Regions from separate parts of the Homo sapiens genome. Here all the other regions are linked to region 2. A link is a contact called in ENCODE Hi-C or POLR2A ChIA-PET data. All regions are on one chromosome and are shown on one strand. Each heading gives the region's core, a stretch centred on a gene start or an enhancer-like site at or near the end of the contact. The rest is flanking DNA. Distances are from core to core; before and after follow the strand shown. Region 1 holds the start of LINC01754 (long intergenic non-protein coding RNA 1754). Region 2 holds the start of SRSF6 (serine and arginine rich splicing factor 6). Region 3 holds the start of ACTR5 (actin related protein 5).

The links. A loop is a pair of places that touch in the nucleus more often than their neighbours do. ChIA-PET counts read pairs that join two places held with the same protein, here RNA polymerase II (POLR2A). Pooled maps may share reads with other maps.
Region 1: a pooled map shows a loop between it and region 2 (7-fold over the local background). The contact joins the promoter of LINC01754 here to the promoter of SRSF6 in region 2. A Hi-C loop is called at or near these places in 1 of 50 pooled maps. POLR2A ChIA-PET finds 5 or more read pairs at or near these places in 2 of 52 experiments (CD4-positive, alpha-beta T cell and T-cell).
Region 3: a loop to region 2 is called in a map of CD8-positive, alpha-beta T cell, with 11 times the contacts of the local background. The contact joins the promoter of ACTR5 here to the promoter of SRSF6 in region 2. A Hi-C loop is called at or near these places in 3 of 168 maps with a recorded cell type or tissue (CD8-positive, alpha-beta T cell, naive thymus-derived CD4-positive, alpha-beta T cell and sigmoid colon) and 15 of 50 pooled maps. POLR2A ChIA-PET finds 5 or more read pairs at or near these places in 1 of 52 experiments (T-cell).

Annotation. Positions count from the first base shown.
Region 1 is chr20:47,409,982-47,413,765 of GRCh38, reverse strand. LINC01754 (long intergenic non-protein coding RNA 1754) reads left to right here and starts at 1,622. Exons shown (of 3, transcript NR_146496.1): 1 at 1,622-1,696. RefSeq lists enhancers at 812-971, 3,169-3,358.
Region 2 is chr20:43,455,929-43,459,757 of GRCh38, reverse strand. It overlaps SRSF6 (serine and arginine rich splicing factor 6), which reads right to left and starts at 1,862. Exons shown (of 6, transcript NM_006275.6): 1 at 1,618-1,862; 2 at 1,249-1,397. The coding sequence starts at 1,724. RefSeq lists silencers at 1,076-1,335, 1,346-1,445 and enhancers at 1,586-1,685, 1,117-2,064, 1,986-2,145, 2,206-2,525.
Region 3 is chr20:38,746,703-38,750,009 of GRCh38, reverse strand. ACTR5 (actin related protein 5) reads right to left here and starts at 1,550. Exons shown (of 9, transcript NM_024855.4): 1 at 1,157-1,550. The coding sequence starts at 1,531. RefSeq lists silencers at 1,315-1,504, 1,805-2,074 and an enhancer at 1,453-1,954.

The sequences.
Region 1 (3,784 bases), core at 373-2,872, 4.0 Mb before region 2:
GTCTCAAAACAAACAAGCAAACAAACAAACAAAGGATATATAATTTTATATTATAAGGATATATTTACCAAGATGTTTGTTGCAGTTTTTTGGGTTTGTTTTTTTTTTTTTGGAGACAGGATCTCTGTCTGTCTGTATGATTGATGGAGACCTGGTTTTTCCCATTCAGCAACTATTCGCCCCCCAAATCGTGACAACAGCACCCGATTTCCCTTCCCCACCTTCAGTCCCTGTGGAATGCATGGGGTGCCTCAACTGCCTCTGTTCAACAGGAGACACATGAGCCAGCATTGTGTTTGAGCTGGCTCGAACTAGCTCACTAGAGCTGATGGGACATGACAAGAGTTCTGTAAACCGGTTGACACTACATTGGTAATTGAAATCGGCTATGGTTTCAAGCTAATGGGGGTACTTACATCATAGAAATCAGGAAACACTACAAATCAAAACTTTTATTTTCTCAAAAAGACTATTGTTAGACATTTATCAACACACCACTGCGTTTAGCTCAGATCTGGTCAATCAGAGGGCCACAGCTTCCTGGCCGTAGAGCAGGACTGGGCACAGAACTCAAGCAAGACCATGAAAGTCAGCTCAGGTGTTAGAAAGGATGCTCTGTTCTACTGGGGCTCCTGGACTGGTAGGATTAAGCCCACAGTTGTGAGAAGCCACTAATAGAGGATATAAGGTGTAAGGAACTAAAAGATGGTGAAAGTTCAAGTCCTGTTGACATTATTTGAGGCCCTTGATTCAGCATTGCCTAAAACTAGAATGTCCCCTGTGCTACAAGCCAGTACATGTACTACATTCTCTTTCTAGCATATACTGCTGGTGCCCTATAGCAAATCCCCTTGGCCTGCTTCTGAGATTAGCTACAACTATGATGGACAGGCTGGCAGCTCCCACCTCACACACACATCTGTTTCTCTTCTTCTTCTTCTTCTTTTTTGAGAGAGTCTCACTCTGTCACCCAAGCTAAACTGTAGTGGCGTGATCTCAGCTCACTGCAACTTCCGCCTCCTGGGCTCAGGTGATCCTCCCACACTAGTCTCTTTTTTATTATTTTGAGATGGAGTCTCATTCTGTTGCATAGGCTGGAGGGCAGTGGGGTGATCTCGGCTCACTGACACCTCCACCTCCCAGGTTCAAGTGATTCTCCTAACTCAGCCTCCCAAGTAGCTGAGATTACAGGTGCAAGCCACCACGCCCAGCTAATTTTTGTATTTTTAGTAGAGATGGGGTTTTGCCATGTTGGCCAGCCTGGTCTTGAACTCCTGACCTCAAGTAATCCACTTGCCTCAGCCTCCCAAAGTGCTGGGTTTACAGGCATGAGCCACCGCATCTGACTGTTTTTCTTTTCTCTTGAGGCAAAGTCTTGCTCTGTTGCCCAGGCTGCTGGCAGTGGCATGATCACAGCTCACTGCAGCCTCAACCTCCTAGACTCGAGCAATTTTCTCACTTCAGCCTCCTGAGTTGCTGGGACCACAGGTGCACGCACCACCCCCTGGCTTTTATTTTTTTATTTTTTTTATTTTTTGGCAGAGACAGTGTCGCCTTATGTTGCCCAGGCTGAACACCTGTGTCTCTTAACCTAAGAGCTGTCTCCAGCACAGGATGCAAGACAGCCCCAAAAAAGTGTTAGGGACTTAAAGCCACCAGAAGCTTTTCTTAACCAATGGAATACAGGAGTCAATGGGTAAGTACCCCAGCTTCTCAGTTCCCTGGAGGGACAATTGTGATTTGGGGTTTTTTGGGTTTTTTTCCTACCTACATCAAAAAAGGAATGCAGAAAATATGTCCACCATATATTCTACAGCTCAGGGAATTTTTTTTTAAGACTGGATGAGGGCCAGGCGCGGTGGCTCACGCCTGTAATCCCAGCACTTTGGGAGGCCGAGGCGGGCGGATCACAAGGTCAGGAGATCAAGACCATCCTGGCTAACACGGTGAAACCCCGTCTCTACTAAAAAAAAATACAAAAAATTAGCCGGGTGTGGTGGTGGGTGCCTGTAGTCCTAGCTACTCGGGAGGTTGAGGCAAGAGAATGGCATGAACCCGGGAGGCAGAGCTTGCAGTGAGCTGAGATCACGCCACTGCACTCCAGCCTGGGCGACAGAGTGAGACTCCATCTCAAAAAAAAAAAAAAAAAAAAAAGACTGGATGAGGCTCTCTAACCCAGATGCATACCAGGTTTTGAGGCTCAGAGCTTAGTGAAACTAAGCCTTGTGTCCCACAAAATTCTGATGCTCATGCAAGAAATATCCAACTGGGGAGGATACTCTGTCCGTGGACTGATTTGCCCAGGCACAAATTCAGGCTGAAAATAGCAAACTAAAGTTAGCCGAGATGTTCTGCCTTGTGGCCTCCTTCAGGAACATCCTGTCCAGAGGAAAGGATATTTAAGGAGAAAGGAAGCAGCACAAGTTCGACTCAGCCAAGAAACAGAGGAAGGACATCCCAAGCACGAAGTGGGGCACCAGTCTGTGTTCCAGCGAGAGGTGGGGGATAAACAACCATGAAACATCTACTGTGTGTGTGTATTCATGTATTTTACAGATATTCTCTTCTCTCACTTTGTCCTTTATGTTTTTAATTTTCCTTAAACTTCTTGTTCTCTCTGTTCACTTACACATTGGTTTTTGTTTGTTTGTTTGTTTGTTTGTTTGTTTGTTTTGGGACGGAGTCTTGCTCTGTCGCCCAGGCTGAAGTGCAGTGGCATGATATCAGCTCACTGCAACCTCTGCCTCCGAGGTTCAAGTGATTCTTCTGCCTCAGCCTCTCAAGTAGCTGGGATTACAGGTGCCTGCCACTACACCTGGCCAATTTTTGTATTTTTAGTAGAGATGGGGTTTCACCATGTTGGCCAGGCTGTTCTCCAACTCCTGACCTCAAGTGATCCGCCCACCTTGGCCTCCCAAAGTGCTGGGATTACAGGCATGAGCCACTGCACCCAGCTTACTGATCTGATCGTGGAAGCACAGTTGGTCAGTGCATTTTGCTACAATGATTTGGGGTTTGTATTTGGAGACTCATTTGCAAGAAATATAGGCACATCCTAAACTAGCCTGAACAAAAAGTTTGGAGGACATCAGGTGAACCTGAACCCAGGGGCTCAACATGGCTGGTTTCCATTTCTCTATCATCTCTCGGTTCTTCTCCAAGTTGGCTTTCCTCTCCTGTAGCTTTGCCTACCTGCTGGTTCTGGGGTTATTTCTCACCAGCACAGCAACACCAATGGAAAGGGAAAATACCCCTGACAATAGTTCCAAGAACAAACTGAGGAGGGCTTCGTTGGCTCAGTCTGAGTTACCATAAGCCAATCACTTAGCCAGGAAGATATAATGTTTTTTGGGGTTTTTTTGGTGGGGAGACGGAGTTTCACTCTTGTTGCCCAGGCTGGAGTGCAGTGGCACAATCCCGGCTCACTGCAGCTTCCACCTCCCGGGTTCAAGTGATTATCCCATCTCAGCCACCAAGTAGCTGGGACTATGCCACCACACCCAGCTACTTTCTTTTTCTTTCTTTCTTTATCTTCTTTTTTTTTTTTGTATTTTTAGTAGAGATGGGGTTTCACCATGTTAGTCAGGCTGGTCTCAAACTCCTGACCTCAAATGATCCACCTGCCTCAGCCTCCCAAAGTGCTGGGATTACAGGCGTTGAGCCACAGCACCCGGCCAAACCATTTGAAAGTATACAATTCAGGCCGGGCACAGTGGCTCACACCTGTAATCCCAGCACTTTGGGAGGCCAAGGTGGGCAGATCACGAGGTCAGGAGACCAGCCT
Region 2 (3,829 bases), core at 613-3,112:
AGGGAACAATTAGATGCCTTGTAATGATAAAAACGCATAATGTCTTTGAAAGTTAGTACAAACATATCAACTTTTATTTACTGGAGTAGGACTTTGCTATTATATTGCTAAACCTTCGACACATTTGTGATTTGCCATAAAATTAAATTAAGGGCAAGTCAAATAGACTAAATCCAACTAAACCTCTCCTACAATCTGTTAGAGAGTGACTGCTCCTTTATTCGATTTACCTCGCTAAGTTTTATTTTACAGAACATTGTAAAATATAAAACTTAACTGATTACATGCATTTCTACATTTTACAAAAATGTTTACTAGTTTTACACTAAGTACTTACATCACAGTGTGAGGTTTTTGGTGGTGGTTTGGCCACAAAACACGCAAGGTAACAGTCACCTAGTTCAGATTAACCAGTTTTGTCTAACCCTTGGAATCCTCACCATCACCCTGCGTCTAATGGCAAAAGGCTGCTGTCGTCATGGCTTCCGGTAAGGTCAGCCAAAGGGTCATAGGGCAAGGGTCACACAATGTATGGAAAAGCCAAGGCCAATCAGGAAAGGCAGTCATCTTAGCCTCAGTGGACACAGCCTCAGCCCCATTGGTCACTTTCAAATTGAAACATCAAGGACTTGTTAAAAAGTTTGAATTCAACATGCAACAATTTAAACATCAAACATTTAACATAACCAAAAATCCCCCCAACCTCCTCCCAATAACATGCCCCAATTAGTTCAAATACAGCATAAAGCTTATTTAGATCTACTTTGTGGTACAATACCACATTACTTAAAAATAGTACATTCTTTGGCCCCCATCAAGTTCCATAGCTTTAAGACCTATACTTTATGCTCCTCCCCTTCCCCGTCCCCCGCGCCCCCTACCCCACCTCCACCCGAGCCTGCCCCCGAACCTCTAACTAATGCACTGATAGGTAAGTAAGGAGAATACAACAAATACAGCCACCCCTTACTTCCTCTGTGGGAAGAACCCGTGACAGTGCTGACAAGGGGCCAGAAGAAGCCACCCACCTCCCAACTTGGCAAATAAACAAAACCAAACACCCAAACCCAATCCCCGCGCTCCGGCGTCCCATGGCTGCCCCGGGCAGACGTGAAGGCAGCGGGGCTCGGGGACACCCAAGTCAAACGACCCCCGGCCCTCGCGCCTGCCCGGGCTGGGAGGCCCCACCCCACCCACCCCCGCCCCCAGGGTCCCCAAGGGCGCGGAGCGCGCGGGGGTGGGACTCACTGCGGCTTCCGTAGCTGTAGCCGTCGCGATCGCGACGCGGGCCCCGGGCGTGCTCTACGATCACGCGCTCGCCGCAGAGCTCCTTGCCGTTCAGCTCGTAAACGGCGTCGTCGGCGTCGCGGGAGTCCTCGAACTCCACGAAGCCGTACCTAGGGGCGGTGCGAGGGCCGGACAACCGCGGGGGAGTCGTTAGCCAGGACGCGCACGTGCGCGCGCCCGTACCCCACCGCGCGCCCCCGCGACGCCGCGCCGTCGCCATCTTTGAGGCCCTGCCACGCGGCGCCGCGGCCTTGGCCGCTTCTTTCCTTGGAGAGTTCCCGCCGCCACCAGGCCTGGGACGCTGGGCGCGGGCGCCCAGGCCCGACTCACCCATTTTTGAGGTCTACTTCGAGGAGGCGGCCATAGCCACTGAAAAAGCGCTGGATGTCCTTCTCCCGGACGTTGTAGCTCAGGCGTCCTATGTAGACGCGCGGCATGTCCGTGGCGGGCGGGGACCCAAGGGCTGGTTGTCGAACGGCGGACCGCAAGCCAGTAACCGCGGTGCGGGTGCGGGGACGGCAAGAGCCCGAACACGCGCCTCACACCACAGGGGCGGCCGAGTCCAGCCACACAATGGCGCGCGCGCGCGCCAGGCTTTCGCTATATGGGCGGCCGGTGGGGCGGGGCCTGGAGCGTGATGTCAGCGCGCAGCGGCACGTCCGTCCCGCGTCGTCCCTGGGCTAGATGGTGACTGGCGAGTCCGTTGCCCGCGACGTTTCGGTGTAGTGCGGTCTTGCTAGCTTCTAGGATTTTTCTCTAGCCCTCCCCACCGTCTTTGAAAACACAATGTCTCTAATCCAGCCGCAGAACTGCTTTCTAATTTGTACCTTTTATAAAACTGTGCGCGATCTCTTCGGGGTTGAAGCTCGGGAGGCGGGCTGAGCGAATCCCCGTTTTTCATTGGTTCTCGAGGTTATCATAATAGGTCGCCGCGGTCTCTGCTTGGTGGCTTAAAACGAGGCTGCGGATTTCTCCCAGCGATTGGTTGATGCTCGTTTTGATGGGGACCGCGGTCTCGGACCCAGTCGCTTGTCTTGTTTCGCAGAATCTGAGGATCGCGCGCCGAGGTCTTGCTGACCGGGCGGAGGTCGCGTTGCGAGCGCGCAGACCCGCCGACATCAGCCTCTCCGGGTCTCACTCGCAGCCTTCGCCTCCCCGGACGTTCCCCTCTCCCTCCATGGGTCTTTCTTGGAGCCCTGGCAGCTTGACTCACTTGTGGATTGGGCTATCCGTGGCAATCCTACGCTCACTGTAGGTGCTCAAAAGGGAGCGTGGACGAGACCCGGCAGCCCTCCCACAGCGACGAACGATTTTTTTTCTCCCGTGTATGGAAAGTCCTTTGTCCCAATACTATCATTTCCTCCACTGACTTGAAAGTGCCTTATTTTGTGAGTTTATCAATGGAGATGCTATTTAAAGCTGTAGAACCAGATTGAAAACCTCAAAGGAGTAAGTTTAAGTGGAGAGCGGAAGACCCAGGCCAACGCCTGGGGTACTCTGAAATTTAAGCGCAGGAAAGGAGACTGGGAGGAGTGACTAGCGAGGTAGGGAGAAGACCAGGAGAGTAGGTGTCACCGCCGAAGCTAAAAAAAAAAAAAAAAAAAAAAAGGGATATCACTGAGATAACACCAGCTCTTTAGATATTTATGTATTCCTGCTCTGTTTTGAGTGGTGCAACCTCAATATCCTTAAGCTTCGGGTTGAAAAAGGGGGGTTTTGTCCTCCTGGAGCTATTTGGAAGTCTAGAGGGAAACGTTGTTTGTCACGACTGGGGGAGGTAGAGGCCGTGCTTAAAGTTAGATAAATAAAAAATACGAGTCTGTAATCCCCACACCTTGGGAAGCTGAGGCAAGAGGATCTCTTGAGCCCAGGTGTTCGAGGCTGCAGTGAGCTATGATCATGCCACTGCACTCCAGCCTGGGTGACAAAGCAAGACTCCAACCTGCCTGAAGGAAAGAACAAAGCTTCCGCAGCGTGGAAGGGGACCCGAGCGGGTTGCCACTGCTGGCTGGACCGCCAGTTTTTAGTCCCTTATTTGGCCCTGCCTACATCCTGCTGATTGGTCCATTTTACAGAATGTTGATTGGTCCGTTTTTACAGAGTGCTGATTGGTGTGTTTACAAACCTTTAGCTAGACAGAGAGCACTGATTGGTGTGTTTTCAATCCTTTAGCTAGACGGGAAAGTTCTCCAAGTCCCCACCCAACCCAGAAGCCCAGCCGGCTTCACCTCTTCACCTCGGTAGGCAGAATAAGGGTTCCCCCTAAAGATGTCTATGTCCTAATCCTAATCCTAATCCCTGAAACCTGTGAAGATGTTACCTTGTATGTCAAAAGGGACTTTGCAGATCTGATTAAGTTGAGCATCTTGAGATGCAGAGATGCCCCGGGATTGTCCAGGTGGGCCCCATGTGATCATAAGGGTGATTACAAGAGGGGGACAGGAGAGCCACAGTCAGAGAAGCAGATGTGACAAAGGAGGCTGGGATTGGGGTCAGAGTGATTGGCTGTAAGAAAGTCACAACCGAAGTTAATGGCTTTGAA
Region 3 (3,307 bases), core at 301-2,800, 4.7 Mb after region 2:
CTACTTTGAAAGAAAAGGGCAAATAAATGAGTGGTAACAGAATACTCTTTTTGAAGCATAAAAGAACCCAAAATCCTTATTGCAGGACTGAATTTGCTTTTGGCTTCTTAATCAAAAACCTGATCAGAGGCGATTATAAAACTCCCATCTCATCTTTACTTGAAAATACGAAAGTAGAGTCAATTTAAGTTATTAAGTCAAGGTCCCATCCAAACTGTCAGCAAATCGTGTTGGCTCTATCTTCAAAGTATTTCCAGAATCCAACTGCTTCTAATGACATTCCCTGCTATCTGCCTCATCTAAGCCACCATCATCCCTTACCTGGGTTATTCCAACAGCCTCCTAACTCGTCCCTGTTTCCACCCTATGATCCAAGACAATTCATTCTCCATACAGCAGTAATAGTGATCCTTTTAAAACACAAGTCAGGTCCTTCTTCAGCTCAACACCCTGCCATGGCTCCCCATTTCACTCAGTAAAAGCCTATAAGGTGTGTGATCTGCCTCTCCACTACCTCTCTGACATCCTCTTTCAGGTACTACTCTCCCCCTCACACAGGCAGCCTTGCAGTTAGGATTAGGGCACACTCCTGCCTCGGGGCCTTTTTACTGGCTGCTCCCTCTGCCTGGACCGTTTTTCCTTCAGATATTCACATGGCTTGCTACCTGAATCACCTCCTTCAAGTCCTTGCTCAAACATCACCTTCACGAGTCCTACCCTGACCATCTTACTGAAAAAATGTAACTCCCTCCTCTCCTATCACGGCGTAGAATCTACTATTTCTATGTTTACTGTCTGCCTTTTCATACTAGAATATCTTTCCATAGTATTAACAGCTCCATAAGCACAGGAAGTTTTGTGTTCACACATGTACTCCAAATGCCTAAAAAGTGCCTGACACAGAGTAAGTGCTCAATACGTATTTGTTAATAAATGGGCTTCTTAACAAACAAGCATATATGCCCAAAGGTATGCTCCAAGATACAAGGAGCAGCATTTTATTCGCTGCTACACCCACAGCGCCTAGCATCTGGTCGACTAAAAGACAATCGGAGCTACTGAAGTGACTGTTACCTCTCCGAGAGCAGAGTGAGCGGAGACGAGACCGCACCCCTCCCCTCAAACCCAGCCCAGCCCAGCCTACTCCGCCCTTCACCTGTGAGGAGACACCCAGGTGCTGGAAGCTGTAGTCCAGCAGCAACTCCTGAAGCTCCAGGTTGACCGGCACGTTGCGGTCGAAGGGCGAGCGCAGCATCCAGCGCAGTGGCTCCAGGCTGCCCAGAGCGTTCCCCACCTGCGGGCCCGACGCGCCCCGTGCCCCGCCACGACCGCGGGCGCACACCGCGCGGAACTGCAGGCGCGGCTCGGGACCTGGGTCCTGCCCGGGACACGCCCAGCCAGCGCGGACTTGGAACGACCCGTTGTCCAGCACCAGCGGTACCGGCAGTGGCCCGTGTGCCACCGGGCCGGCCTCCAGCACTGGGTCCGGTGCGGCACGGGCGTCGCGGAACGGGAACACGTTCGCCGCCATCTTGGAGCGCGCGTCCAGCCCCGCCCCTCGGCGCAGTGTCCGCCCAGACGCCGCGAAACCGCGCCCCCGACGTCACGCCGCGCGATTCAGGCCTTTAAGTACCTCGATGCCCCCTCCCTTCTCGAAGCCCGGCCAGCCTTTCCACTTGACTCGCCTCTGGCTGTCAAGGCTGCTTTCAGGATCGCTGAGACGTACCCATTCTGGCTGCGAAATTCTACGTTTCTTAACCTCTCCCCCAATAGCCTATGAGTGCCCACGCCCCTTCACTCTAGCCGGGACGCCCGGTTTGGAAGCCCCGCCCCAAAGCCTATCGCCGCCAGGCCCCGCCCCTTTCTGGCTGCCAGCTTCAGCGCCGCGCTCGGTGGAGCCCCGCCTCTCTGCCTGGCCACGCCCCATTGCCGGGCGCGCACCGTCGGCCGGGCGCGCACCGTCGGCCGGGCGCGCACCTTCGACCGCCGGCGGCCCCGCCTCCGCGTGGCTGTCTCGCCCTCAGTCTTGCGTCCTGGCTAGAAGGGTCCTTTATCTTTTGACGCTTCCTTTACGTTAAGAAATCTCAAACTCTGCCGACTGTTCAATTTCTTGACTAGGGAGCTGACTACTCAGTTCTGTTCACTTTACTAACTCGCACAGACTGTGTCTTCTCACTAAGACACAGTGTTTTCTCAAACCCTGAGAAAAGACTGCTGATTGTTCCCCAAGCATTCCCTCTCTTTTAGTGGCATCACCTCCCACTCCCACGTGGCCATCCGTCTGGCTGCGATCTAGATGCGCTCATGTGACTAAATTCTGGCCAGGAGCGGGTGGGAGAGGAGGCCATGTGTGTGACCCACTCAGTTTTAGCCCTAAAAGCACTCGTCGCGCTCTATCCTGTCGCATTTCCATCTTTTCACTAGCTAAGGGGGTAAGAATTAGAGCAGTTGTTTTACTACAACCTTTTTTTGTGCAGTGGGGCGATCTCGGCTCACTGCAGCCTCGACTTCCTGGACTCAAGTGATTCTCCCGCCTCAGCCTCCTAAGTAGCTGAGATTACAGGCGTGCACCACCACGCCCAGCTAATTTTTATATTTTTAGTAGAGAAGGGATTTCACTATGTTGCCCATGCTGGCCATAACCATTTTGAAAGAAGAAAAAGAATAGAGCAGCTGCCTTGAATCTACTCTACCAGGTCTATAACACTTCAGTTTGAGAGATAAAATCAAATTAGTTACAAAAGATATTGTAAGCGAGAAATGAAACTCCTAACTTATCTCAAGAACCTCTATTAACAGTGTTTGTTGTTGTTGTTGTTTGTTTTTTTTAAGACGGAGTCTGGCTCTGTCACCCAGGCTGGAGTGCAGTGGTGTGATCTTGGCTCACTGCAACCTCCACATCCCCGGTTCAAGCAATTCACCTGCCTCAGCCTCCCGAGTAGCTGGGATTACAGGCATGCTCCACAACACCCAGCTAATTTTTTTTATTTTTAATACAGACGGGATTTCGCCACGTTGGCCAGGCTGGTCTCGAACTCCTTGGCTCAAGTGATCCGCCTGCCTCGGCCTCCCAAAGTGCTGGGATTACAGGCTTGAGACGACGGGCCCAGCCTGTTAACACACCTAAACCAGATTGGGAGCCAGCCCAGTGGCAAAAATCAGGTTGTGTTGTCTTTCAACACACGTCCATTGTTCAGATATCTGAAGTAACCATCGTTAAGTTAATTAAGAGGGGGACCAGCAGAACACAGAAACCAGTAAATGTAAGTTAGTGAATGTTAATTTAAGAATTGTGTCTATGTATATT